Regions from separate parts of the Homo sapiens genome. Here region 1 is linked to region 2. The links are chromatin loops, found by intact Hi-C in ENCODE. Cell type or tissue: endothelial cell of umbilical vein. All regions are shown on one strand. Links, peaks and the distances in the headings refer to the core of each region. The heading gives the core; the rest is flanking DNA. Region 1 overlaps TANGO6 (transport and golgi organization 6 homolog). Region 2 holds the start of HAS3 (hyaluronan synthase 3).

What was found. A loop is a pair of places that touch in the nucleus more often than their neighbours do. Peaks named below come from ENCODE experiments on the same cell type or tissue, not always from the same donor. Only the 100,000 strongest peaks of a DNase experiment are listed, where the experiment ranks them.
Region 1: a loop joins it to region 2, with 8 times the contacts of the local background. A loop is called at or near these places in 7 of 110 quality-filtered maps.

What each region holds. Positions count from the first base shown.
Region 1 is chr16:68,966,280-68,980,967 of GRCh38, forward strand. TANGO6 (transport and golgi organization 6 homolog) reads left to right here. Exons shown (of 18, transcript NM_024562.2): 15 at 7,749-7,889. Among named protein-coding and RNA genes, the nearest start is that of TANGO6, 130 kb to the left of the region's middle. RefSeq lists enhancers at 6,228-6,728, 11,443-11,943. In endothelial cell of umbilical vein, for the core only: a CTCF peak has its summit at 6,589 (motif pointing right); a DNase peak (open chromatin) is centred at 6,672; H3K27ac peaks cover 845 bases.
Region 2 is chr16:69,096,155-69,110,162 of GRCh38, forward strand. HAS3 (hyaluronan synthase 3) reads left to right here and starts at 9,499. Exons shown (of 4, transcript NM_001199280.2): 1 at 9,499-9,633; 2 at 13,242-13,877. The coding sequence starts at 13,242. RefSeq lists enhancers at 1,658-2,483, 3,908-4,409, 9,164-9,712, 13,209-14,008 and a silencer at 9,846-10,125. In endothelial cell of umbilical vein, for the core only: a CTCF peak has its summit at 9,461; DNase peaks (open chromatin) are centred at 6,807, 9,437 and 9,887; H3K4me3 peaks cover 2,363 bases.

The DNA of each region.
Region 1 (14,688 bases), core at 3,337-11,336, 130 kb before region 2:
TTGGGAGGCCAAGGCAGGTGGATTGCCCAGCCAGACCAACATGGTGAAACCCCATCTCTACTAAAATACAAAAAATTAGCCGAGTGTGGTGGTGCGTGCCTATAGTCCCAGCTACTTGGGAGGCTGAGACAGGAGAATCATTTGAATCCGGGAGGCAGAGGTTGCAGTGAGCTGAGATTACACCACTGCACGCCAGCCTGGGCAACAATGTGAGACTCCATCTCAAAAAAAAATAAAATAAAATAAATAAATAAATAATGAAATAAACAATGCACTGGTTTTTAGTATATTTTCAGAGTGTGTAACCATCACCACAGTCAACTTTAGAAGTTTTTAAAATTTTGAGACAGGGTCTCCCTTTGTCACAAAGGCTTGAGTGTGGTGGTGTTGTGCTAGCTCACTAAACCTTGAATTACTGGGCTCAAGTGACCAACTTGCCTCAGCCTCTCAAGTAGTTAGGACTAGAGGCATGCACCACCATGTCTGGCTAATTTTTTTTTTTTTTTTTTTTTGAGACAGTCTCGCTCTGTCACTCAGGCTGGAGTGCAGTGGCATGATCTCAGCTCACTGTAACATCTGCCCTCTGGGTTCAAGCAATTTTCTTGCCTCAGCCTCCCAAGTAGCTGGGAATACACGTATGCACCACCATGCCCTGCTAATTTTTGTATTTTTAGTAGAGACGGGGTTTTGCCACGTTGGCCAGGCTGGTCTCAAACCCCTGACTGCAAGTGATCCACCTACTTCAGCCTCCCGAAGTGCTGGGATTACAGGTGTGAGCCGCTGTGCCCAGCCTATCTGGCTAATTTTTTAAATTTTTGTAGAGATGGGGTCTGGCTGTGTTGCCCAGGCTGGAATTTTAGAACAATGGCCCCCAACCTTTTGGGCACCAGGGACTGGTTTCATGGAAGACAATATTTCCATGGACGGGACGGTGTTGGGAGGGCGGGGATGGTTTCAGGATGAAACTGTTCCACCTCAGATCATCAGACTTTCCATTCTCATAAGGAGCACACAACCTAGATCCCTTGCATGTGCAGTTCACAATAGGGTTCACACTCCTGGGAGTATCCGTTGCCTCCAATGATCTGACAGAAGGCAGAGCTCAGGCAATAATGCTCCCTTGCTGCTCACCTCCTGCTGTGTGGTCCCGTTCCTAACAGGCCATGCCCGGTAACAGTCTGCAACCTGGGGGTTGGGGACCCCTGTTTTAGAATGTTGTTATCACCCCAGAAAGAAATTTCGTAACTATTAGCAGTCACTCCCTGCTTTCTCAAACTACCACAGCCCTAGGTAACCACTAAATCTACTTTTCCTATGTAGAGATTTGCCTATTCTGGACATTTCATTTCAATGGAATTATACAATGTGTGGGTTTTTGTGTTTCTTGTAGTTTTGTTGGCAGAAATATCTGTGAGTTTCAAGTGAGTAGGTGGTTTTCCGGGTTGCTGTGGGTATTTTGGGAAGTTGTTATCTGCCCAGGAGAAATGAGGCAGGTTAGTTTTGAGGTAGGAATGGCTTAGCAGTTCCCTGGGATAGAGCCAGTTAGCAAAGACATTTTAGAATTAGACTGACTTCCCTGTTAATGCAAGAGTACTAAGTAAAAGTACACGACACCCAAACTCCTTTTGCTACTCAGAATCACTGAGTAACACGCTGTGGGATCATCTTGAAGTCAACACTGTTTTGCTCAAAATATGTGTGTGGCTTTCAGGGAAGTCTTGGGGGAAGAAAAAAAAACAGTTATTTTACAAAGTTGACAGTCTGTTTTGTTACATGTAGTTATCGTAATAACATTTTTTTTTTTGAGACAGAGTCTCACTCTGTCGCCCAGGCTGAAGTGCAGTGGCGCCATCTCGGTTCAATGCAACCTCCACCTCCTGGATTCAAGAGATTCTCCTGCCTCAGCCTCCCGAATAGCTGGGACTACAGGCGCACGCCACCACGCCCAGCTAATTTTTGTATTTTTAGTAGAGACAGGGTTTCACCATATTGGCCAGGCTGGTCTCAAATTCCTGACTTCGTGATCCACCCACCTCAGCTTCCCAAAGTGCTGGGATTACAGATGTCAGCTACCGCACCTGGCCTTTTTTTTTTTTTTGGTGAGATGGAGTTTTCACTCTTGTTTCCCAGGTTGGAGTGCAATGGTGCAATCTTGGCTTACTGAAACCTCCACCTCCCGGGTTCAAGTGATTCTCCTGTCTCAGCCTCCCAAGTAGCTGTGATTACAGGCACCTGCTACCACACTCAGCTAATTTTTTGTATTTAGTAGAGAGGGGGGTTTCACCATGTTGGTCAGGCTGGTCTCGAACTCCTGACCTCAGGTGGTCCACCCGCCTCGGCCTCTCAAAGTGCTGGGATTACAGGCGTGAGCCACTGCACCCAGCCTAGCATTTTTTTTTTTTTTTTTTTGAGACGGAGTCTTGCTCTGTCGCCCAGGCTGGAGTGCAGTGGCATGATCTCGGCTCACTGCAAGCTCCACCTCCCGGGTTCACGCCATTCTCCTGCCTCAGCCTCCCGAGTAGCTGGGACTACAGGCACCCACTACCACGCCCAGCTAATTTTTTGTATTTTTAGTAGAAACGGGGTTTCACTGGGTTAGCCAGGATGGTCTCGATCTCCTGACCTTGTGATCCGCCCGCCTCGGCCTCCCAAAGTGCTGGGATTACAGGCATGAGCCACCGCGCCTGGCCACCTAACATTTTTTTAGTTACGTTAATTCACCAATATTCTACGCACTGCCTCCAAAAAAAGTTCAGAATGCGTCTGTGAACTCTTCCCAGTTTGGATTCACTTTTACCTTCTCTATATCTCATCTGTTGCACCACATCCTAAAATGCATAGCTAGTTTCCTACGGTCAGAGCAGAAAGAGGTCTCTCTCACACAATCCTTTGGGTCTCATTACCAAAGGGATTGATGTGTGATGTTTTCTTGAATCTTGTGCTGACCCAGAAATTACCCCATTTTCAAGTCACAAAGGAATTATCAAGTGTGATGGGCCCATGGTCATGTGAAGGTTATGGCCGTGCTTCCACAGAGTGTCTAAGTACAGAAAGTTTTTTCGAAATAAATAAAAACAAGCACACAAAATCTCATCCCTTTCATTTTTATACAGTCTTAACCATCATGTATGACTCTCTTCACTGCTTGGTGGGTAAAGGGGGAACTGCTGTTATTCTCCAGGGATTTATAAACTCATAGGTGGCACCTGTATCCTAGAAGGTAAAACTCAAACAGCCAGCCATTTGGCAGCCGTCTGTGGAACAGGCCAGCAGGAAGATAAACAATTGCTATTAGATCTGGGACTGTGGGAAGCAAGGAAACTGGGCTTTGCTTTGGGAACCTTTTTATGGAAGATTGGGAGAACTAAAAGCTCCCTAATGAGTTTAAAGTTTAGCATTATAGGAAAAGCAAAAAAAAAAAAAATCTGAAAAATCATTGTTAACCAGAAAAAGGGTGTGTTAGGATTATTTTAATTGAAAAACAGTCCAACTGGCATGAGCATTAGAGGGTGTTTATTGGCTTTTCTATCCAGAAAGTCGAGTGGGTGGAGTACACCTGGGTCCCGGAGCTGAAAAGATGCCATCGGGTCTCTTCTTCTTCTTCTCCCTCCCTCTCAGGCTGGCTCTCCCTCTGTGTTGGTGTCATTCTTGTGTGGGCTTTTTCCACATGGTGGCCACTGGCAGCTCCAGATTAGTCTCTTCAATGGGTGGTGGGGAGGGGAATTTATCTTTCCCAGTAGTGTCAATGTGGGTTTCAGGATCGAATCTCATTCCCTGTTCCTGAACCAGTCATGGTGGTGGGGATGGAATGGAAGATCCTAACTGGCCAGCCTGGGATACAAGTTCACACCTGGAGGGGGAGAAAGTGGGTATAGTTAGCCCACTCAAACCACACAGACTGAGAGTAAGAAAGGGATATTTCTCCAAAAGAACACCATGGTGGTGTTGTTACCAGAAGAGAGAGTAGATGCTAGGTGTAATCACATGTCTGCCCACTACAGAGAGGAAGTCCAGAGCTCATTTGGCCAGGATAGTATGTTCACAGAAGTAAATGACTGTTCTCTGCTAAAGACTAATGAGAGAAAATAGGAATAAACAACAGTAAGGGCCCGGCACGGTGGCTCATGCCTTTAATCCCAGCACTTTGGGAGGCCGAGGCAGGTGGATCACCTGAGGTCAGGAGTTTGAGACCAGCCTGACCAACATGGAGAAACCCTGTCTCTACTAAAAATATAAAATTAGCTGGGCATGGTGGCACATGTCTGTAATCCCAGCTACTCAGGAGGCTGAGGCAGGAGAATCACTTGAACCCGGGAGATGGAGGTTGCAGTGAGCTGAGATCACGCCATTGTACTCCAGCCTGGGCAACAAGAACAAAACTTCGTCTCAAAAAAAAAAAAAAAAAAGACTATGTTAAACAACAGTAAGAGGGACTTTAGTAATAGGTTTCAGAAAAGCTAGAAATAGATCAAAGTTTTATAAAGCAAATCCCATTTTTCCACTGTTTTCCATTGCAAAGTCATGACTACATTCCTAAAAGGAAACACCCACCAGATTTTCTGAGTTGAGAACTTCTGATTTTAGAAAGTAGCTATGGGCCGGGCGCAGTGGCTCACGCCTGTAATCCCAGCACTTTGGGAGGCCGAGGAGGGCGGATCACCTCAGGAGTTCGAGATCAGCCTGGCCAACACGGTGAAACCCCGTCTCTACCAAAAATACAAAAATTAGCCAGGCATAGTGGCAGGCACCTGTAATCCCAGCTACCTGGGAGGCCGAGGCAGGAGAATTGCTTGAACCGGGAGGTGGAAGTTGCAGTGAGCCGAGATCAAGCCATTGCACTCCAGTTGGGTGACAGAGCGAGACTCCATCTCAAAAAAAAAAAAAAAAGAAAGTTATGATAGCTGCAAATCTGTAATATATACCAGGCCTTGTAATATATCAGTGATATAACACCTGCCAGAATTGCAGTTGTGGAGGTCTTTTAGAAGTTGGAGGCTATTTCTGTTTTTCTTTTTTTGAGACCTCACTGTCACCCAGCTGGAGTGCAATGCTGCAATCATAGCTTACTGCGGCCTAGAACTTGTGGGCTCAAGCAATCCTCCTGCCTCGGCCTCCGAGTAGCTAGGACTACAGGCACACATCACCACACCTGGCTAATTTTTTTAAAATTATTTTTATAGAGATGGGGTCTCCCTATGTTGCCCAGACTGGTCTCAAACTCCTGGCCTCAAGTGATCCTCCCACCTCAGCCTCCCAAAGTGCTGGGATTACAGGTGTGAGCCACTGCACCTAGCCCCCTCTTCTTTCTCTTAGCAAACAATTCATTTACCCTTAGGCCTCAGACATTTTTTTCTTTTTTTCTTTTTTTTGAGACAGAGTTTCACTATTGTTGCCTAGGCTGGAGTGCAATGGTGTGATCTCGGCTCACTGCAGCCTCTTCCTCTGGGGTTCAAGCGATTCTCCTGCCTCAGCCTCCTGAGTAACTGGGATTACAGGTGCCCGATACCACGCCCAGCTAACTTTTTGTATTTTTAGTAGAGACGGGGTTTCACCATGTTGGCCAGACTGATCTTGAACTCCTGACCTCAAGTGATCCACCCACCTCGGCCTCCCAAAATGTTGGGATTACACGCGTGAGCCACTGCGCCCAGCCGATGCAGACATTTTTTTCTATGCTACAATATTCCATAACTCCGTGTTGAACCTCCAAGGACTTCTTCATCATTTTATATAATAGAGTGAACTACAACTACAGTGTCACATTTTGGCAACAGTGTTGTGCCACAGCCTGAATCTCTCTTAAGAGCAGAGCTTCTGCTTGCATAAGATTAGAGCCCATCTTAGGACTGAAGTCCTAAGATGGACTCTGGATTGGAGGTGTGGTTTAGGACCACATGCAGAGGTGCAGGCTTAGGACCACATGCAGAGATTTCCCAGGCTCTTTGGAAGCAAGAAAAGATGGGGGTGGGGAGGGCAGAAAGGAGGATGGGCAGACAGGTGCAGCCCTCAGCAGGTGCTCCGCCTTCACAGCTCAGCAGATGCGGCGGATAAGGCCAGTGAAGAGTGTGGATGTGATTTAGAAGAGAATGGAATCACAACCTATAACATAAAAAACTGCACGTAGACTTTGCCTGCAAGGCTGTCAGTTTAAACACGAGAATGGTAAATTTAGATGAAAAATAAGTATAGATTTCTCAAGCATTTATATTACTTCTTCCCCATCCTCTCTTTCTTAATTCCTGAAATTTATATCAGGACTGTATATTTGAATCCTGTTTACTCATCCATCCATTCATCCATTCATTCATTTAGCAGGTAGTTACTGAGCACCTGACATGTGCTAGGACTCTTCTAGGCATTGGGGATACAGCAGGGAACAAAAGAAAATCCTTGACTTTATTATAGAGTTCACATTCCAAGGAGGAGAGCAGACAATAAGGAAATACACAACCTGTCAGGTGATATTAAGTGCTAAGACAAATGAAGCAGGGTGAGAGGAGTAAAGAGTGGCAGGGGAAGGAGGGTGCCGTTTTATATGTGACAAATGTGATCTGTGAGCAGAGACATGATAGGGTTTGGGAGCAAGCTGTGAGGCCACCAGGAGGAGCAGCAGCAGATGCAGAGGGGAAGTGAGGCCGACTCCTCCGAGCCAGGATCACTTGGCCTACTGGAGAATAGCAAGGAGGCCAGGAAGCAAGGGAGAGTGTTAAAAGATGAGATCAGAGAGAGAACAAAGGAAGGCGGGGGATGGGGACTGCTCATATTCAGGGAAGAAGGGAAACCACTGAGGGGTCTGGGCAGAAGCATGAAGGGGCCAGACTTATGATTCAAACCAAATAGCTCCATCTGCAATGGATGAAAAAGGTAGAAGCAGGGAGACCAATGAGGGGATTATTGGAGAAACCCAAAGCAGAGTTGATGGGCCAGGGTGCTTGGGGTAGAAGTGGGTTCTCATCCTGGAACCCCTATTTCTACTTATTCCTTCTTTACTTTTTTTCTTTTTCGTCACTGTTCTTTATAGTGTGTAATCTTTTTCCTGTTCTCTGCTAAAGACTAATGAGAGAAAATAGGAATAAACAACAGTATAGACATGAATGGTAGAATTTGTAGTTATATAGTTTTGAGGCCAACCAGGGGTTTTGTTCTGGATCTGTCTGGTCATCTCTCACCTCCCTGCCACCCCTAAAAAGGTTGCTGAGTATGGGGCTGGGCTCAGATTATGATAACACTGTTCCAGGCTACACATTTAGAAGGCGCTGCTGTGGATAGGAGAGAGGATCAGCAAGTCCTACGAAGGGGGGACTCAGGGTCAGGGTCTTCCCTATTTCTGTTGATTAGGAAACTCAGCCATGAGCTTAGATCTAATATTGATCATGTCCAGGATGCTCTGAAAATGTTTCCTTGTGGAAACTGCTCCCATCACTGGCAGTTCCACAGAGGGAAATTATACAGGAATGGAGAACTGCAGCAAAGGCAGGAGGCATTGCCTGGATCATAGAACGTCAGTGCTGGGAGTGACCTTAGAGATCGTATCAGGCTGGGACTAGACAAACACAGGAGTCTCAACTACCAGGCCCATCTTCGTTCCACTCACTATGCTGACTCTCCAAACAATAGGCAGCCCTTGCTGGGAGAGCTTTAGAGATGGTTTTCAGCATCTCTGCGTTCATCCCATCACAGGGTGACTGGTTTATTTGCCTTTTGATCGTAAACAGTAATGAATCCTTTCTTTTTGTTTTCAACCCCAGGGGTTGCCCTGCTGTCAGACGTCTATCCTGAGAAAATCTTGCCGGACTTGTTGGCTCAATATGACAGCAGCAAAGACAAGCACACACCAGAGACCAGAATGAAAGTCGGGGAAGTCCTTATGCGAATCGTCAGGGCATTAGGTGAGTTTTCTTGTTCCATCCACCTGGAAAAGGGTGGAGGATCAGTGTGACTTTGAAACCAAAATGTGTGTACCTGGGGGCTTGTTACACTAGTGTGGTGAGGGTAGTTTGAGGGCTGGGATGTACCCATTTAGGAATTTAGGAAATATTCCGATGTCTACTATGAGACTGAAAGCAACAATGTCCTTTTTCTTAAACCTGCTTAGTCTCTCGCCAGGTGCGGTGGCTCCTGCCTGTAATCCCAGCACTTTGGGAGGCCGAGGCAGGTGGATCACCTGAGGTCAGGAGTTCAAGACCAGCCTGGTCCACATGGTGAAACCCTGTCTCTACTAAAAATACAAAAATTAGCTGGGCGTGGTGGTGTACGCCTGTAATCCCACTACTCGGGAGGTTAAGTCAGGAGAATCGCTTGAACCTGGGAGGCAGAGGTTGTGGTGAGTCGAGATCGCGCCACTGTGCTCCAGCCTGGGCGACAAAATGAGATTCCATCTCAAAAATAACAACAACAAAAAAAACTGCTTAGTCTCCTTCCCTGGGAGCTGTGTTGGGCCCTGATTTTCAATGGAGCTGGAATTAGAAGTCTCACACTTGAGCAGCAGCAAGCACAAAAAGAAGAGGAATGTCAGCTGGGCACCATGGCTCACACCTGTAATCTCAGCGCTTTGGGAGGATCACTTTAGGCCTGGCAGGAGTTCAAGTCCAGCCTGGGTAACATGGCAAAACCCCATCTCTACCAAAAATTAGCCAGGATTGGTGGCACACACCTGTAGTCCCAGCTACTCAGGAGGCTGAGGTGGGAGGATCACCTGAGCCTGGGAGGTCGAGGCTGCAGTGAGCAATGATTGTACCACTGCACTCCAGCCTGGGCAATAGAGCGAGACTCAGAAATAAAGAATAGGAATGTCAAGCAGGGAAGGAAGAGTGCTGACTCTTGCTGAATGTCTACTGCATGCCAGGTTGTCCATATATATAATCTCATCTAATTCCCCAACAAATCTTGTAAACAGGCTGTTACTAAACCTGTTTTACAGATGAAGAAACTGTAGCTCAAACATTTTCAGCAATTTGTCCAAGACTCATTCAGCTGGTAAGTGATAGTGCTGAGAACTGAACCACCAACTTGAAGGAAGTTACTCTAGGCTGTATAAGCTGACAATAGTAGTTAAGGGATAGGCTCTAGACTTACACTGCCTCACTTCAAATCCTGAACTGCCGCGCTTTTTTTTTTTTCATGGTAGAGTTGGGGTCTCACTATGTTTTCAGGCTAGTCTCAAACTCGTGGACTCAAGCAATCCTCCCACCTCAGCCTCCCAAAGTGCTGGGATTATAAGCATGAGCCATTCTGCATCTTATTGGCTGTGTGATCAGGGAAATGTTTCTTTCTTTTCTTTTTTTTTTGTTTTTTTCAAGACAGGGTCTTACTCAGTCACCCAGGCTGGAGAGCAGTGGTGCATTCATGGCTTACTGCAGCCTGAACCTCCTGGACTCAAGTTATCCTCCCTCCTCAGCCTCCCACATAGCTGGGACTACAGGCATATGCCACCATGCCCAGTTAATTTTCTATTTTTTGTAGAGGCAAGGTCTCACTATGTTGCCCAGGCTGGTCTCAAACTCCTGGGCTCAAGCAATCCTCCTGTCTCTGCCTCCCAAAGTGCTGGGATTACAGGTGTGCGCCATCGTGCCCAGCTGAGGGGAATGTTTCTTAACCTTGGGTGCCTGAGTGTTCTAATGTGTGAAATGATGATATTATGGGTTTGGTTTTTGTTGTTGTTGTTGTTATTTTTGCAACAGTGTCTCCCTCTGTTGCCCACATTGGAGTTCATTGGCACGGTCATGGCTCACTGCAGCCTTGACCTCTTACGCTCAAGGTATCCTTCTACTTCAGCCTCTTGAATAGCTGGGACTAGAGGTACATGCCACCACACCTGGCTAATTTTTGTATTTTTGTAGAGATGGGGTTTTACCATGTTGCCCAGCCTGGTCTTGAACTCCTGGCCTCAAGCAGTCTTCCCACCTTGGCTTCACAAAGTGCTGAGATTACAGGCATGAGCCGCTGCACCCAGCCAGAATGAGGATATTAATAACACTTAACTCATAGGTCTGTTGTAAAGATTAAATAAGGTGATTCTTACAGTGTTATTTGGCATACAATAAGGGCTCAGTAAAATTTTATTTTTGCCTACGCAAAAAAGATTTAAACATTTTTTAAAGATTAAAAATGAAGGAAAACAAATATTTTTTGCTGTTTATTGAGTGCTCATATGAAGCTAGGAGGTGGGACCCTAGGGAACAAGGACAAAGAAAACAATAGTTCATTCTGAAGAGAGAGGTTAAATTAAGATGAATTTCTCCATAAGCCAGCAAGTACACTTTGAATATTTTTATACTGGGCTATATAACATAGAATTGAGAGAAGATTCATTTATTTAACCTGTGCTCCATAGACTTAACCATTAGCTGTCACACTGAATATCACTAGAAGCCTTAAAATAAGGCAAATCAATCATACAGGTGAGAGCCAGTGGTGTACAGTATCCATTTGAGCCAGCTAGCGGCCATATTGAATTTTGAGAATGAGGTTCCGTTTTAGGGCTGTGTTCTTGTCATGCATGGCCTATATCAGATTGTGTTATAAAGTATAGCTGTTGGTGGTTAATATTTGGCTTAATAACAGTGCCACACTTCTTTTATTCTTTAAGTTATATCAGCACTTCTTAGGTACTGCTGTATTTGTCCTTGGCTTTTTAGTAATTCCATTATATACTCACTAGCCTATTATCTAAGGCAGAAAAAGAAGATATAATCTTAACTTCAGCTTGGGCAATTTGTCTGTGAGCTATAGTAAAACTTGTAAATTTTACTCTTTATCTGGTAGGGGAAGATTTTGGAGAACAAAGTGGAGGTGGGGTATCTTTTTGCCACTTGCATCAGGAGATCACACTGAATCCCTCCTTCATCAGCACTTCAGAGGATTTATAGAAATTCCATATAGCCATGCACTGTTTGTATGGACATAGCCCTTAATTTTCCTAATTTCTAGGTGACTGTTCTGGCTAAGGATGATAGAACCTAGGTCTCCAACCACTTAAATCCTTGTATCAGTGAAAGGAGAATTACTTGAGAGTGAAATTTATTTTGTTTTTGTTTTTTTTTTTCTTTTCTGACCAATGGATTCATGTCACAGAGAGTGAAATTTATTTATTTATTTATTTAATTTTTTTTGTTTTTTTGAGATGGAGTCTTAGCCAGGCGTGGTGGCTCACGCCTGTAATCCCAGCACTTTGGGAGGCCAAGGCGGGCGGATCATGAGACCGAGACGACGATCAAGAGATCGAGACCATCCTGGCCAACATGGTGAAACCCTGTCTCTACTAAAAATACAAAATTAGCTGGGCGTGGTGGCACGTGCTTGTAGTCCCAGCTACTCAGGAGGCTGAGGCAGGAGAATCTCTTGAACCCGGGAGGCAGAGGTTGCAGTGAGCTGGGATTTCACCACTGCAACGCCAGCCTGGCAACAGAGCCAGATTCCGTCTCAAAAAAAAAAAGAGATGGAGTCACCCAGACTGGAGTCCAGTGGTGCCATCTTAGCTCACTGCAGCCTCTGCCTCCTGGGTTCAAGCGATTCTCCTGCCTCAGCCTCCCGAGTAGCTGGGACCACAGGCCCACACCACCACGCCCGGCTAATTTTTGTATTTTTAGTAGAGACAGGGTTTCACCATGTTGGACAGGCCGGTCTCGAACTCCTGACCTCAGGTGATCCGCCTGCCTTGGCCTCCCACAGTGCTTGAATTACAGGTGTGAGCCACTGCACCCAGCTGAGAGTGAAATTTAAAAATACATTTTTTTCTAAGAAGAAAGATGAACTTTCTATATTTGCCTTAGTTCTGAATTTGGATCTAAAACATGCCAGACAAGTACACCATTATAATAAATCATTCTCTCATAGTAGGTGTGAAGGGTGTACCACTGGGATTATCAGAGCTGAGAAGAATATAAACCATACATAGACAACATCAACGTAACATGTATTTTCTCTGGTAGACCGCTACCTTTGGGATGATAAACACTAAAAGTACATATTTCAGAGTCCCCATTGGCCAGTCCAAATCATTTCCTGGGGTGAAAGTGGAGGTGGGGATGAAAGGCTGGATAGAGTTGAGGTGAGGCCTTACTCCTCCTTACATAGTCTTATAATTAGCCCAATTTCCAAAACAGCCTTCTGGCATTTCAAAGCAAATTCCACTAATTCTCAAAGTTCCCTTCTTTCTGTAGCCTACTCTTCAGAGTGTCCAACTGTAAACATAGCCTTAGCTTTAACTGCTAGTTTCTGTTTCACATCATCAACTTGTCCTGGTGCATAGATGAAGTGGTGTGTTGAAATCCTTTGAATAACATTAAAGCCCAATTTGACAACATAGCCAATATTCTTTGTTTTCTAGTGTTGTGGAAATGCTGTGAATAGCCACTTGGTAAAGCTTCTCTAATAAGTCCCCTAGTTCCCTCAGCCTAGGCCTTGCTCTCTCCCCACCCCTACCTCTTCTCTGCAGTGGTGGGAGTTGGTGGGAGAATGCGGCCCACCCGTGGGAGCAGGGTGCAGTACACTATGTTACCTCTCCACATCATGCTAGTTCCCTAGCCACACCTACTTGTCTTCCTGCCACTAGATCATAGTGCAAAATCAGCAGGAGCTTTTTTTCTTTCCATTAAAAAAAAATTGAGGTAATACATATATACAGTAAAGTATATAAAGTATATGATTTTTTTTTTTTTTTTTGAGACAGGGTCTCGTTCTGTTGCCCAGGCTGGAATGCAGTGGTGCGATCATGGCTTACTGCATCCTTGGCCTGTCAGTCTGATCTGCCTCCCTCAGCTTCCCAAGTAGCTAGGACCACAGGTGTGCGCCACCATACCTGGCTATTTATTAAATTTTTTATAGAGATGGGGGTCTCGCTGTGTTCCCCAGGCTGATCCCGACCCCCTGGGCTCAAGTGATCCTCCCACCTCCACCTCCCAGTGTGCTGAGATTAAGGCGTAAACCACAGCACCCAGCCTGAAGTATATGAATTTTTTTTTTTTCTTGAGACGGAGTCTTGCTCTGTTATCCAGGCCGGAGTGCAGTGGTGTGATCTTGGCTCACTGCAACCTCCACTTCCCAGGTTCAAGGGATTCTCCAGCCTCAGCCTCCCGAGTAGCTGGGACTACAGGCGCGTGCCACTGCGTCCAACTAATTTTTGTATTTTTAGTAGAGATGGGGTTTCATCATGTTGGCCAGGCTGGTCGCAAGCTCCTGACCTCAGGTGATCCACCCACCTCAGCCTCCCAAAGTGCTGGGATTACAGGCGTGAGCCACTGCGCCGGGCCCAGGAATATTTTTGAAGATATTTGTTGCTAAAATGTCTTCCAGAGAAGTTGTGCCAGTTTATATTATCAATGTTTGTCTGTACCCTCAAAAGTATGATATATTCTATGTATTATCATTTTTAAAAATCTTTATCAAGAAGATATATAAAGGAATGCTATCTTGTTTTTATTTCCATTTATTCAATTGATAAGGTTAAATATTTTCCATATATTGACTAGTTAAGATTCCGTGTATGTGGAGGGTGTGCATGTGTGTGTGAGAATTACATATTCTAGTCCGTTGTTTTTTCATTAGGGTATCAATTTTGTTTTTTGACTTTTTTTTTTTTTTTTGTAGTGGAGTCTCGCTCTGTCACCCAGGCTGGAGTGCAGTGGCTCAATCTCAGCTCACTTCAACGTCCGGCTGCCAGGTTCAAACAATTCTCTGCCTCAGCCTCCTGAGTAGCTGGGACTACAGATGTGTGCCACCATGCCCGGCTAATTTTTTTTGGTATTTTTAGTAGAGACGGGGTTTCACCATGCTGGCCAGGCTGGTCTCGAACTCCTGACCTCGTGATCTGCCCGCCTCGGCCTCCCAAAGTGCTGGGATTACAGGCGTGAGCCACCACGCCCTGCCCTTGTTTTTTGATTTTTAAAAGTTTTATGTATTTAAAGATCTTGAACCATTGACATTTATATCATAAATATTTTCTTTTAGTTTTATTCATATTTTCTTTTTCATTTTGTTTTTGACACACAGAAGTTTTTAATGTCAATGAAGGTAAATCTATCTTTTACCTTATGATTTTTCTCTTATATAGAAAACAGCTTTCCCAAACCAGGATTACATGAGTATGAATCTATCTGTCTGTCATTCTCTCTCTCTCTCTCTCTCTCTCTCTATATATATATATATATATATATATATTTTTTTTTTTTTTTTTGAGATAGGGTCTTGCTATGTTGCCCAGGCTGGGCTTGAACTCCTGGGCTCAAGCAGTCCTCCTGCCTTAGCCCCATGATTAGCTGGGATTATGCACACGAGCCACTGCACCTATAGTTCCAGCTACTCAGGACTCCGAGGTGGGAGGATCTCTTGAGCCCAGGGGTTTGAGGTTGTTATGAGTAGCTGGAACTTTAGGTGCGTGCCACCACACCCAGCAAGGCTTTATATATTTTTATGTCTACTTTTCAATGTAGAAAATATTGTGGAAGGAGGCTAGGCGAGGTGGCTCACCTCAGCACTTTGGGAGGCCGAGGTGGGCGGATCACAAGATCAGGAGACCAGACCATCCTGTCTAACACCGTGAAACCCCGTCTCTGCTAAAAATACAAAATTAGCCAGGCATAGTGGCGGGCGCCTGTAGTGCCAGCTACTCGGGAAGCTGACGCAGGAGAATCTCTTGAATCTGGAGGCGGAGGTTGCAATGAGCCGAGATCACGCCACTGCACTACAGCC
Region 2 (14,008 bases), core at 6,009-14,008:
GCAGTGAGCAGAGATCATGCCACTGCACTCCAGCCTGGGCGACGGAGTCAGACTCCGTCTCAAAAAAAAAAAAAAAAAAAAGAATTGTGGGGACATGGCTGGGCACGGTGGCTCACGCCTGTAATCCCAGCACTTTGGAGGTGAGGCAGGTGGATCACTTGAGGTCAGGAGTTTGAGACCAGTCTGGCCAATGTGGTGAAACCCTGTCTCTACTAAAAATATTTTTTGACAATTAGCCAGGTGTGGTGGCACACGCCTCTAGTCCCAGCTACTTGGGAGGCTGAGGCAGGAGAATTGCTTGAATCCGGGAGGCGGAGGTTGCCGTGAGCAAAGATCACACCATGCATTCCAGTCTGGATGACAGAGGGAGACTCTGTCTCAAAAAAAAAAAAAAAAAAAAAAAAAAAAAAGAATTGTGGGGCCAGGCTTGGTGGCTCACACCTGTAATCCCAACACCAATTTTTTTTTTTTTTTTTTTTTGGAGACGGAGTGTCGCTCTGTCACCCAGGTTAGAGTGCAGTGGCGCCATCTCGGCTCACTCCAACCTCCGCCTCCCGGGTTCAAGTGATTATCCTGCCTCAGCCTCCCGAGTAACTGAGACTACAGGCAAGCACCACCACGCCCAGCTGATTTTTTGTATTTTTAGTAGAGATGGGGTTTTATCATGTTAGCCAGGATGGGCTCAATCTCCTGACCTCGTGATCCGCCCACCTCAGCCTCCCAAAGTGCTGGGATTACAGGTGTGAGCCACTGCGCCCAGCCTAATCTGAGGTGGGAAGATCGCTTGATCCCAGGAGTTCGAGACCAGCCTGGGAAACATGGTGAAACCCCATCTCTACAAAAAAATACAAAAAGTAGCCGGGCATGGTGGCACGTGGTCCCAGCTATTTAGGAGGCTAAGGTGGGAGGATCCCTTGAGCCCGAGAAGTTGAGGCTGCAGTGAGCCGTGATTGCACCACTGCACTCCAGCCTGGGCAACAGAGCAAGACTGAGAAAAAAAAAAGAATTATGGTTGATTTTATTGTAACAAGAGCCAAACAAGCCGGGTGTGGTGGCTCATGCCTGTAATCCTAGCACTTTGGGAGGCCGAGGCAGGTGGATCACAAGGTCAGGAGTTCAAGACCATCCTGGCCAAGATGGTGAAACCCCGTCTCTACTAAAAATACAAAAGTTAGCCAGGGATGGTGGCAGGCTGAGGCAGAGAATTGCTTGAACCCAGGAGGGAGAGGTTGCAGCGAGCCAAGATCAGGCCATCGCACTCCAGCCTGGGTGACAGAGCGAGACTCTTTCTCCAAAAAAAAAAAAAGAGCCAAACAAATTCGGAACAAGCTTACCTTAAGTGTAGACAGGGATTGTGTTCCACCACTCTGGGAAGGAGTGTGCACTTGTGTGTCCATTTTGTGTCACGTAACTACATGTGTGTGGTGCAGACACTTGCGTGGGAGTAGGCTTACAATGCGCACAGGAGAGAACCTCTCCCTGGGACTTCCCTGGGTGGGAGGACATTGCTGCTGACATCACCAGGCTTGGAAATCCTTTCTTCAGGGAAAAGCCTCCTTCTAGGGGAATCCTAGAGCCGTATTTAGCATGTGCCTCCCCCTCTTGCCCAGGACCACTGTGGTCCTCAATGAGGAGGTGAGTGTGGACTGCCCCAGCTGGGGTGTGCCAGCCAAGCCATGTGCCTTTTTATAATTCCCTCAAAGGTGCCCAAAGAGCTGGCATAGCTCTGCAGACTCCGCCTTTCCCTGCTACATTCTCTCAAAGGAACAGTGGGAGGAATTTACATAAAGGAAATCACTCTGGTTTTGGCTACCACTAATCCTAAATCCTGGCCCTCCCACTTTATTTACTGCTTTCACTGTAAACTGAGGTTGTGAAACCTTTTTCACATGAATCCATGTATGATAGAGACTGCACCCCACCCTGCCCGGGCTTATAAGGAAATCCTGCCAGGCGCGGTGGCTCATGCCTGTAATCCCAGCACTTTGGGAGGCCGAGGCGGGAGGATCACGAGGTCAGGAGATCGAGACCACAGTGAAACCCCGTCTCTACTAAAAATACAAAAAATTAGCTGGGCATGGTGGCAGGCACCTGTAGTCCAAGCTACTCAGGAGGCTGAGGCAGGAGAATGGCGTGAACCCGGGAGGCAGAGTTTGCAGTGAGCCGAAATGGCGCCACTGCACTCCAGCCTGGGTGACAGAGCAAGACTCCGTGTCAAAAAAAAAAAAGGAAATCCTGTGAACTCAGAATTTATCTTCATTTTTTTTTTTACAACATGGGGTCTCTCTGTGTTGTCCAGGCTGGTCTCAAACTCCTGGACTCAGGCAATCCTCCCACTTCAGCCTCCTGAGTAGCTGGGACGACATGCACATGGCACTGTGCCTGGCCTTAAAATACCTTTTTATTACAAAATTGTTTTACTTATTAATAGAAATTTCAGAGAAAAAAAATCCATTGTTCTACCACTTGATTTTAATATCAAACCTATTAATATATTATCAAACCTGATTTTTTTTTTTTTTTTTTTTTTTTTTTAGTTTCACTCTTGTTGCCCAGACTGGAGTGCAGTGGCACAATCTCGGCTCACCACAACCTCCGCCTCCCAGGTTCAAGCGATTCTCCTGCCTCAGCCTCCCAAGTAGCTGGGATTACAGGCATGCACCACCATGCCCAGCTAATTTTTTATTTTTAGTAGAGACAGGGTTTCTCCATGTTGGTCAGGCTGGTCTCGAACTTACGACCTCAGGTGATCTGCCTGCCTCTGCCTCCCAAAGTGGGATTACAGGTGTGAGCCACTGCGCCCAGCCTGAACCTGATCTTTTTTTTTTCTTTTTAAGACAGAGTCTCGCCCTGTCGCCCAGGCTGGAGTGCAGTGGCGCGATCTCGGCTCACTGCAAGCTCCGCCTCCCGGCTTCACGCCATTCTCCTGCCTCAGCCTCCTGAGTAGCTGGGAATACAGGCTAATAAAAAATTAGCCCAGCTAATTTTTTGTATTTTTAGTAGAGACGGGGTTTCACCGTGTTAGCCAGGATGGTCTCGATCTCCTGACCTTGTGATCTACCCGCCTCGGCCTCCCAAAGTGCTGGGATTACAGGCGTGAGCCACCGCGCCCGGCCAAACCTGATCTTAATGATCAAACCTGACCTTGATATTTGGGTGAACTTCTCACCTGCCTTTAATTCATTTTTTTTTTAGATGGTGTCTTGCTCTGTCGCCAGGTTGGAGTGCAGTGGCGCAATCTCGGCTCACTGCAACCTCTGCCTCCCGGGTTCAAGCGATTCTACTGCCTCAGCCTCCCGAGTAGCTGGGACTACAGGTGCACACCACCATGCCCAGCTAATTTTTGTATTTTTAGTAGAGGTGGGGTTTCACCATGTTGACCCGGATGATCTCGATCTCCTGACCTCATGATCCACCCACCTCAGCCTCCCAAAGTGCTGGCATTACAGGCGTGAGCCACCGCGCCCAGCCTAATTCATACGATTTTAAAGAAAACAACAACATAAATGCAGGTATGCATACATAACGATTGTGTCTCCTGTTCGTTACTTAACACTGCATCGTAGGTGTCTGGAGTATTCCTCCATTGTCCTCATGAACGTGTTTTTTTAGTAGCTGCACAATATTCCACTAAAAAGATAAGTGTTGAAAATTGCCTTCTGGGTTTTTTTTTTTTTCTACACTCACCTAGGGGAGGGAGAGAAAAGAAAGATGGCTGGGAAGAGCTTTTTCTGTTTAGGATTCTGAGAAAAGCATCTCCAGGTCTGATTTGATATTCGGTTATCGGTCTAGTGTGCCCCTCCTAATCCTGACCTTCAAGCCAGCATAAAAGAACCTGGCCCCTTAGCAGGGGCTGACCGCTTTGCCTCCAGCAGAGCAGAGGCCCCTTAATTTGAAATGAAACGATTCTTCCATCAAAGGAGAGGGAGACTGGAGTTAAAATCGAACCATTCTAACGGCAGCACAGGAAAGTCCTTAAGCCTGCTTCTTCAAACATAGCACCTGGAAATGGTCCTGATTACACAGTGCTTGTCAGTAAGAGGGGAAAGTTATGAAAGAATAACTTTGTTTGGTGGTAGCTGCCTTGCTGTAGTCAAGGCACACACTTTCCACTTTGAATTATGTATTAACTAGCATTGCAGCTGAAGCCGCCTTGAAGAGAAAGCCCTGTTTGGGCAGCTGCGGGAACATAACCTGCTACTATTCGGGAGCCATTTTCAGTTCGCCCTCCTTAGCTTCAAGAGGTTTTCATGGTGGTCAGCCCAGGGAAAGTGGATGGGGATGAAACTTGGAGGGTTGGAGGCAGCCTGGGTAGCTTGGCTGCCATCCTCCATTCTGTTTTGCTTTGCTGGAAGTGATGGGCTGGATGCCAGGGAGGAGCAGTGAAGCGTTAAGGGCAGAGGGTGAGGGGGCAGCCTATAGAGCTTGGATGCCCCTCCTCCCGCCTCCCCTGCTCAAGCCACTCACTAGGAGACAGCGGAGCAGAACCGTGGGACGATGGAGCACCTGGGTCCTGGCAAGGTTGCTCTGCAGCTTCCGGCACTGGTGATGACAGAGAGGTTACGGGTGCAGGATATTTGAGCATTTCGTGAGTTTGGATTTGGAATTTCATTGAAAGGTGAAATCTTTGTGGAACTGTCAGCTTCAGTTACCTCCAACCTGCTAAAGCTTTGAGAAAGGCCCCTTGAACTCTCTGCACCGTCGAGTACTTTTCTCTTGGTTATGCCTCCAGTGTTGGAGGATTATTCCTGGCGTGCAAGGCACTCATTTAGGATTATTCCTTGTCACTGCCTGTGCTCACCTCCACCTCCAGAAGGCAGCACCCACACTTCTCATCGTGGCTTCTCCTCAGCCTTTTATTGTTGCATCTGCCTCCTAACAGATCTCCCATACCCCATTCCTAGTCCTTACCCCAAAATGCTGCCAGCCCAACCTTCCCCAAACAGTACTTGCAATCTACTCCTATCTTGCTCAGACATGTTCGGTAATTCCCCATAACCTACTGGATACAATTCAAACTCCTTATTTGGTCACTCCAAGTCCTCCACTCCGGTCCTAGCATCCTCCTCCTCACAGCAGCTAGAGGGTAACAGGCACTTCCTACACAGCAGGCCCGGCTGGAACAGGCCCTGCTGGAAGCTCCTTTATTTTTATTTTTTATTTTGAGGCAAAGTCTTACTCTGTCACCCAGGCTGGAGTGCAGTGGTATGATCTCGGCTCACTGCAACCTCCGCCTCCCGGGTTCAAGGGATTCTCGTGCCTTAGCCTCTTGAGTAGCTGGGATTACAGGCATGTGCCACCACGCTTGGCTAATTTTTGTGTTTCTAGTAGAGACGGGTTTCACCATGTTGGTCAGGCTGGTGGAACTTTAGTGTAGATTTCTTCTTCCACCCTGGCCTCTCTTGGCTGTCCTCTAAACACATGTCCCCCATTCCTACACCTGGTCTTGTACTTAAGCTATCCTTCCTACCTAAAATGTTCTTCCCTTTCTACATAGCAGCTCAGGTTCCCCATGAAACTGCCCAGCCTGTTCCAGCTCACAGAGACCTTTCCTGAAATCCTCAAACTCCTCATGTTGGATTCTCTCATCAATATTTAATTATAAACTGCCTTGTACAGTTTATACTTGTACTCTTTTTTTTTTTTATGAGACGGGGTCTCGCCCTGTCGCCCAGGCTCGAGTGCAGTGGCACGATCTCGGCTCACTGCAACCTCCGCCTCCCGGGTTCAAACGATTCTCCTGCTTCAGCCTCCCAAGTAGCTGGGATTACAGGCGCAAGCTGCCACACCTGGCTAATTTTTTGTATCTTTAGCGGAGACAGGGTTTCACCATGTTGGCCAGGCTGGTCTTAAACTCCTGACCTCGTGATCCACCTGCCTCGGCCTCCCAAAGGGTTGGAATTACAGGCATGAGCCACTGTGCCCGGCCTATACTTGTACTCTCAAGCACATTTGTCTTCAAAATGGGTAACGTTCTAGATGGCAGGGACCAGCCCGAGATCTCCAGGTGCCAAAGCAGTGTTCTCTACTCAGAGCAGGGCTTCAGCGTTTGTTAAATGAGTGTTGTAAGTGCAGCGTGAATCTTCTACTACTGAGCCAAATAGGAAGGCTTATTTATCCTCTGGAACCTGTGGAAAAGCCAATTCAGCAACATCTGAATTCATGTTTTTAAGTGATTGGGTGTGGAATTAGCCCTATTTCTAAATCCCCAGTGGTAAGCAGAGATAAACTCGAGCTTGATTGTAGCAGCCCCTTAAAGAAACCCCTCCCCACCTCCCCGTGAAGGGATGAATGCAAATAGGACACCACAAACTGGATGCTAATTACAGGCAAATCCTCCCTGGCATAGACTGCCATAAAGGTAAAGACTCTCTTATCTGCCTGATAACACCAGGTCCCTGGCCCTGCAGATCAGAAAAAAAGAGAGTGCTCCCTAGGGCAGGCCATTTAGGGGGCAAAGCCAATTAATTGGTACAGGCAGGGTGTTTGTTGTCCTCATGAGGTTCTATCTGGACCCACTGTTGGTTAAGGAGGTTTTCATGGACTCGTGAGGTTGTGCTGAACCAGCCCCACCACCTGGAAAACTCCGTGGAGCTGGCGGCGTGAGAAGGGCAATAAGCCTTGGGACACAGTTGGAGTCTAAGAAACTAACTAGGCATGAGATGGTCCTGGCCCAGCCCCAGGGAGACAAACTTGCACCCAGAGAAGTCATGTTGCTGCTGAGTGAGGACGGAAGGGATCCTTCCAAACTGGCTTCTCCATTCCTTGGGCTTCTAAACAGGTCACTTACAAGCAGCCAGTTGGCTGGATATGACTCAGACACATTATGTCTGGCCTGTGGAGTGTGCATGTGTGTGTGTGTGTGTGTGTGTGTGTGTGTGTGTGTGTTTCCTTCAACATTTGAATTACCAATGCTTAAAAAAATTAGGAGATTTCACATACAAAATCTGGATTTCTGGCTTCTCTTGACAACAGAGCACCTGGCCACATGAGGCCCTCCCTCCACAGGGAGATGAGCCTCTAAACGGAGCGTTTGCTCTCCACCAGGCTGATGCACTCATTTTTGCCCTTGCCAAGCCCCTGCTTATTTTCTCTGATGTTGCAGATTGCAAATCTGGGAAGGAGGAAGGATCAGAGATATCCTCATCTGCAGCAACTCCAGGGGTCTGTGATGCCTCTGGGTGTGCAGGAGGTAGCCCAGGGCTCCAGGGTTCATAATGCAAGAGAGACAAGACATTTTTCTTTCTTTCTTTCTTTTGAGATGGAGTTGCCCTCTTGTTGCCTAGGCTGGAATGCAGTGGCACGATCTCGGCTCACTGCAACCTCTGCTTCCTGGGTTCAAGTGATTCTCCTGCCTCAGCCTCCTGGGTAGCTGGGATTACAGGCGCCTGCCACCACACCTGGATAATTTTTTGTATTTTTAGTAGAGACAGGGTTTCACCATGTTGGCCAGGCTGGTCTCAAACTCCCGACCTCAGGTGATCCACCCGCCTCAGCCTCCCAAAGTGCTGGGATTACAGGTGTGAGCCACCACACCCGGCCAGGCAGTTTTCTTTTATTCAAACACTGATCCTTGAACTTGCTGTCACTGAGTGCTCTAGAGGGATGGCCATGTAGAACCCGTGGCATGGGCAAAGGATGCTGCTGTCTGGTTTACTAACACTTGCTGAGCGCTTACCCTCAGCCAATCTCTTCAAACTTCCTATCAGTCCGCCTAGCAATCCCATCTGTGGGATGAAGACACTGGGGCTTACTGGCAGACTCTAGAGCCCTCCCCTCCACCAACCTAAGGCTTCTTCTCCATCTTTGTGTAAGTAGGAATGGCTCTGGTAGGGCCCCTCAGGCCATCTGAAGTTCAAAACACATTGGCAGCTGGGCTGGATAGCATGCCTATAGGACTAGCTCCTAGGGAGGCTGAGGCGGAAGGGCTGCTGGAGTCCAGGAATTTGTTTTTGAGACAGCGTCTTGTTCTGTTACCCAGGCTGGAGTGTAGTGGTTCGATCATAGCTCACTGTTGCCTTGACCTCCTGGGCTCAAGCAATTCTCCTGCCTCAGCCTCCCTAGTAGCTGGGACTACAGGCACACTCCACCATGCCTGGCTAATGTTTTTTTTTTTTTTCTTTTCTTTTCTTTTTCTTTTTTTTTTTATTTTTATTTTTTGAGATGGAGTCTCACTCTGTCGCCCAGGCTGGAGTACAGTGGCATAATCTTGGCCCACTGCAACCTCTGTCTCCTGGGTTTAAGCGATTCTTCTGCCTCAACCTTCCCAGTGGCTGGGACTACAGGCACGTGCCACCATGCCTGGCTAATTTTTGTATTTTTTAGTAGAGATAGGGTTTCACCATATTAGCCAGGCTGGTCTCTAACTTCTGACCTCGTGATCCGCCCACCTCGGCCTCCCAGAGTGTTGGGATTACAGGCGTGAGCCTGCACCCGGCCCTGGCTAATTTTTTAATTTTAATTTTTGTAGAGACGGGGGAAGTCTCGCTTTGTTGCCCAGGCTGGTCTTGAACTCCTGGCCTCAAGCGATCCTCCATCTTCAGCCTCCCAAAGTGCTGGGACTACAGGTGTGAGCCACTGTGCCTGGCCAATAATGTAAGATGGGATTGTGTGGAGTAGGTGTGCCTGGGGTCTTTGCTTGCCTGCGGGGACTGAGGTGTGAGGTCTGTGGCCCAGACTGAGCAATGGTGGGCAGGCAAGTCCCTGAGCCCCTAAAACTTGCGAGAGGAGAAGTTTATAGACTGCAGCTCAGGTGCCTATAAATTTGTTGCAGCTTGGGAAGAAGTGATAGAAATTATATCAGGTGTATTTGGAAAACAGGTAAACTCTGTTTTTTGGTTTTTTTTTTTTTTTTTTTTTTTTTTTTTTTTGGAGACGGAGTCTCGCTCTGCTGCCCAAGCTGGAGTGCAGTGGTGCGATTTCAGCTCACTGCAACCTCCACCTGCGGGGTTCAAGCGATTCTCCTGCCTCAGCCTCCCGAGTAGCTGGGATTACGGGCATGGTGCCCGTAACGCCGAAAGTGCTGAGATTACAGGCTTGAGCCACGGCGCCCGGCCACTCATTTTTTAAAAACTAGTTATTAATTATAATTTCTCTTCAAGTTTTCCTGAGATGTAAAAACTCATCGCCTTCAGCTGGTTCTAAACTTCTTGTCTCTGCTAACAACTCTCCCCCCTCCTCGATCTCACCCCACCCCAGTGCACCCCAACTCACTTCATCTCACTTTACTCGAGTCTAGCACTATCTTTTAGGGACCTGAAAACTACTGTCGATAAGGTCAGTTGGGAATTTAGGAGGTCATGGATGTCGGAAATAAAGGTGTGAAAAAGAAGAGGAGGAATTGTTTTGGCTTTAAGACACCGGAACCTCCAAGGTTCCTACAAAACCGTTTGCAGCTTTTGCAAACCGCCTTAAAGTCATCAGCGCCCCACTGCGGAATTCAAAGCTAAGCTGTCACAATTGTTAACACCTTCTTTGACCAGCCTTTTTACATTTGACAATTCTCTTCAGCGCCTCTTTCCTGCCAGCAGGAAGGTTTTGCTGCCTTGGCTTTCGGGAGCCCCCTAGACAGCGAACTGCCCCTTCGCGTGCAGAAGTCGGGGAAGAGTGCTCTCAGCTCGCCTTCCTTGCAGGGTGAGTAGGTTTTGCGGGTTAGAGAGCGGGGCGTGGGGGCGGGGAGGGAGAGTAACAATTTTGGAAGTCCCTGCGTGGTATCTGGAAAGTTAACGACGCTTCAGGTTCTAGGTTGAGCCCAATGACCGTCTTGCCTTGGCAGCTGGTCCCAGGGCGATTGCAGAGCCGCGTGGCCTTCGGCCCCACTCGGGGGACCCAGCTTCGGAGAGGGCGCAGGGGCTGCGAGTCTTGCGAGCCGGAGCCGCGTCCACCCGGGACTAGGCGTCCCCGCCGAGCGCTGGCTTGTGGCGCTCCCTGGGACCGCGCGGGGTCGGGGGTGCGCCCGCGGGGGCCCTCCCACTCTGGTCAACTTTCCCGGCCCCAGGGCCGGGGGAGGCGCCTCTCCTGGCGGGCACGCGCCGGGTACTTAAGGGCGGCTCGGCTGGGCAGGCGGCAGTCGGAGCGCGCGGCGGCGCGGAGCGGAGCGGGAGGAGGGGCATGGAGCCGCCGCGGGCCTGCTGAGCTCCGGAGCGCGGCAGCCGGCGGCACGGTGAGCGCGGGCCGGCCGGCACCCAGGAGGGGAGGGCCGCGCGGGGCTGCGCCGAGGCCGGGGCGCGCCGGGTGGCAGGGGTGCCTCTCGCCGAGCCCCCCGCACCCGGCCAGCTCCCAGCCCTGCGGGCGCCGCGTCCGGCGCGGGGAGGCGGGTTGGGGGCGGCGGCAGCCCCGGGCTTCCCGGCGGCCGTTCCTGCAGCCCCCTCCCCACTGACCCCTCCTCCCTTTCTTCCTGCATCCTCTCCTCTTCCAGCCTCGCCTCCCTCCTCCCCGGCGGCTCCTGTTTTGTGAATGAATTAGGAGGCGGACGCCGGTGCGGGGCTCCAGGCTGGCTGGGGTACCCCTCCCCCGCACCTTCTACGACCTCCCGGGGGTTTGCACCTGTCCGGGCACCAAGGTACCAGGCGCCCACGTTCCTGCGGGTTAGCCGGGCCGCGGCAGCACGTGTCCGGGGGAGTGGGCTCCCCTCCCCTGGCCGGCCTGGAGGGGCCCGGAGGGCGGCCGGGCACAAGAGGAGGAGCCCCGTTGGGCGCACAAGTTTCCATGCCGCTGCGTGTGGCCCTGCCGCGGGGCGCACCTGTCAGCGGGAGAGACGCTGCACACCAGCAGCCCCTCAAAGTTTCGGAGGCTTGATGGAGAAGCGTGCGTCCTTGACTGGGGGTTCTCCTTCCGTAGTCCTGGGAGCCGGACTTGAGAGCGCCCCCAACCTTGTGCCCTTGAAAGCCGAGTGCGCGTTAGTTTGCCTGGGCTGGGCTCCCGTGGATGAGCGAAGGGCATGAGGAGGCGGCGGTCCAGGCTGTAGGATCACCCCACAGCCTCTGCCGGCTTGGGGTGACACAGCCCCCCGCCCCAGGTCTGGGCAGGAGAACCTCGACCACAGCCTGCACCAGCGCCTGATTGCACGTGGGGTATCTGGCTGAGGGACATTTTGGGGGCCTCTATTTGGGGGTGGGGGTAGTAACCTGGGTAATGCCTCTAATTCCTGCGGGGGAGGGGTCCCGCCCAGGGAAGGAGAGGGCCGGCTACACCGGGGATGCGCCTTTGTCTACAGGCACACTTTGCCAAGGTAGCTGGGGTACCAGGAAGAGCAGGGCCTGGTCCGACTGGGATCCCTTGGGTTTTCCGTTCCTTCCCGGTTGGGTCGTGGGAAAGCGGCACGTGGGTGTGGCCGGCGCCGCCTTTGCCAAGAGGCGAGGCTCGAGCGGGGATGAGAAGCGTGGCGAGTGCGTTCGCGGCTGCTTTGACCTGGTGGGCGCCGCCTCCGGCACTGCACCGAGGCGGGGCGCCAGCGCCCAGGTTGCTGGGCTGGCCTTGGCGCCCCCTTCCCCTACCCAGAGCGCAGGCAGGCAGGGGGGTCCCGCCGCGCCCCTTCAGCATGTAAGCTCCGGAGGGGAATGGGGGCGCTCCTAGGCTGCGGATGCAGGCCTGGGGACTCCTGGGCCGCAGGCGCGAGCAGTAGGGTGGCAACAGGGAGGGCTGGGAGTCCTGTGAAGGAAGCACACGGCGGGCTCCCCGGGACGGTGGGGCAGAGCGCCCGGAGGCCGCGCTTCCCGGAGAGGCTAGGCTGCCAGCAGCTCTTTTCGGGCCAACGCTGCTGGAAGGCTGCTAGTGCCGGAGTCTCAGGTCGATTTAGGCAGTGACTGCGTGTTCTTCGTCCCTTCTACGTGAGAGGCGTCCCGACAGGAAAGTGTGTTTGTTTTGGGGGCTCCGTTTCCTGAGACCTAAGAGTTGGAGCAAGCTTGGAAGCGAGGCATCATTGTCTGTAGACCTCAGTGAACATGGGGTTCTCTAGATCAGGCAGGTGGCAGAGAGGAGATAGTGTGGGTCAGAATGGGAAGGCCGGCAGCCATCCTTGCCACCTTTTCTTTCCCCTCCCTCACATCCCCCTCCCCACCTGCTCTGGAGGAAACCACAGTCACCCTCACCACTAGGGTAGCTCTTCGGGGCCGGAAGTGTTTCCATTTTTAGGGAAATGACTTACCTGAGACATGAGGCAGGAATCCATTAGAACTCCCATTGTGCTATGGGGAGACCAAGTCTCAGAGAACTGGGGCAAGGTCAGGCAGCCAGGAGGCAGAAGTGCTGTCTTAAACCCAATTCTCTAGTGCCAAGTCCTGGGCTGTTATAAAATACAGCTGTTTCCAACAGGGGAGATGTTAGGAGCCCTGACTTAGTTGCAAATGGAAACCGGGCATTGTTTCCAGGAGTGGCTGGGCAGGGGGACACGCACAGAGACGCATGCTGCACGGGCACTAGGACCAAGCGGATGGGATGCCCAGGCAGCCACTGTGGAGGCTGCTGCAGTGGTGGCTGCAGTTCCCTGTGCTTTCTTCAGCCCTGGGCTCTAGGAGGCTGTCCACTCCCCAGCTTGCATTTCCTGGTCTGCCTCTCCCCCTGCTTTCCCTTTCTTTCCTGCCTCTCAAGTAAAAGGTGAGAAAGTGGAGGACACAGGGAAAGTTTCTCTAATAACTGTCTTGAGAAAGGGAAGCTGCTGCTTTTTCCCAATGCCCCTTTGTTTGCTGTTTCTTTTGCTCCTGCACTTTCTTCTTGGGTCTTACTGGTGGCTGCACTTTACTGGTGAATATCCCCTCCAGGAGTGGGTGCAGGGTAGGGGGAAGCTCTTAGGCCACTGGCTGCCTCCCTGGCCCTCAGGTGCCCAGAGCTGCCTCAGGCTCACCCCCTTGAAGCTTACCTCTTCAGCGCTTTGGGCCAGGTAGAGCCCAGTTCTGCCACCCACCAGCCAGATGTCACGTGACCCTCTGGGCCTTGGCTTGTCTACCCCAGTGCTACACTAAGGGCTTTGTATGTGTCGCCCATTTAACCCTCAAAGATGCCTTGAGGTTAGTCCTGCAACCCACATTTTACAGATGACGTAAGGGGGCACAGACATCAAGTGGCAGAGCTGGGATCTGAACCCCAGTAGTCTGGCTTCTGAGTCTACCAAGTCTTATGCTCAGTAAGCGGTAACGGTTTTGATCAGTGGGTCATGTCCACTAGTAACAGAGAACACCCATGCTCCCACGGACTGGAAATGCTGCCTCCTGCCTGACCCTTCATCTCCTGCCTTCTCTCGCCAGATGCCGGTGCAGCTGACGACAGCCCTGCGTGTGGTGGGCACCAGCCTGTTTGCCCTGGCAGTGCTGGGTGGCATCCTGGCAGCCTATGTGACGGGCTACCAGTTCATCCACACGGAAAAGCACTACCTGTCCTTCGGCCTGTACGGCGCCATCCTGGGCCTGCACCTGCTCATTCAGAGCCTTTTTGCCTTCCTGGAGCACCGGCGCATGCGACGTGCCGGCCAGGCCCTGAAGCTGCCCTCCCCGCGGCGGGGCTCGGTGGCACTGTGCATTGCCGCATACCAGGAGGACCCTGACTACTTGCGCAAGTGCCTGCGCTCGGCCCAGCGCATCTCCTTCCCTGACCTCAAGGTGGTCATGGTGGTGGATGGCAACCGCCAGGAGGACGCCTACATGCTGGACATCTTCCACGAGGTGCTGGGCGGCACCGAGCAGGCCGGCTTCTTTGTGTGGCGCAGCAACTTCCATGAGGCAGGCGAGGGTGAGACGGAGGCCAGCCTGCAGGAGGGCATGGACCGTGTGCGGGATGTGGTGCGGGCCAGCACCTTCTCGTGCATCATGCAGAAGTGGGGAGGCAAGCGCGAGGTCATGTACACGGCCTTCAAGGCCCTCGGCGATTCGGTGGACTACATCCAGGTAAGGGCGCCTCCCTAGGAGCGTGTGTACATGGGGATAAGTCTGGACAGCCTGGCAAACTCTCCGCCAAGAATCTGAGGTCTGGTCTAGGTCCCTTGGGTTGTGCACACACCTGTGCACTTAAGAAGGCA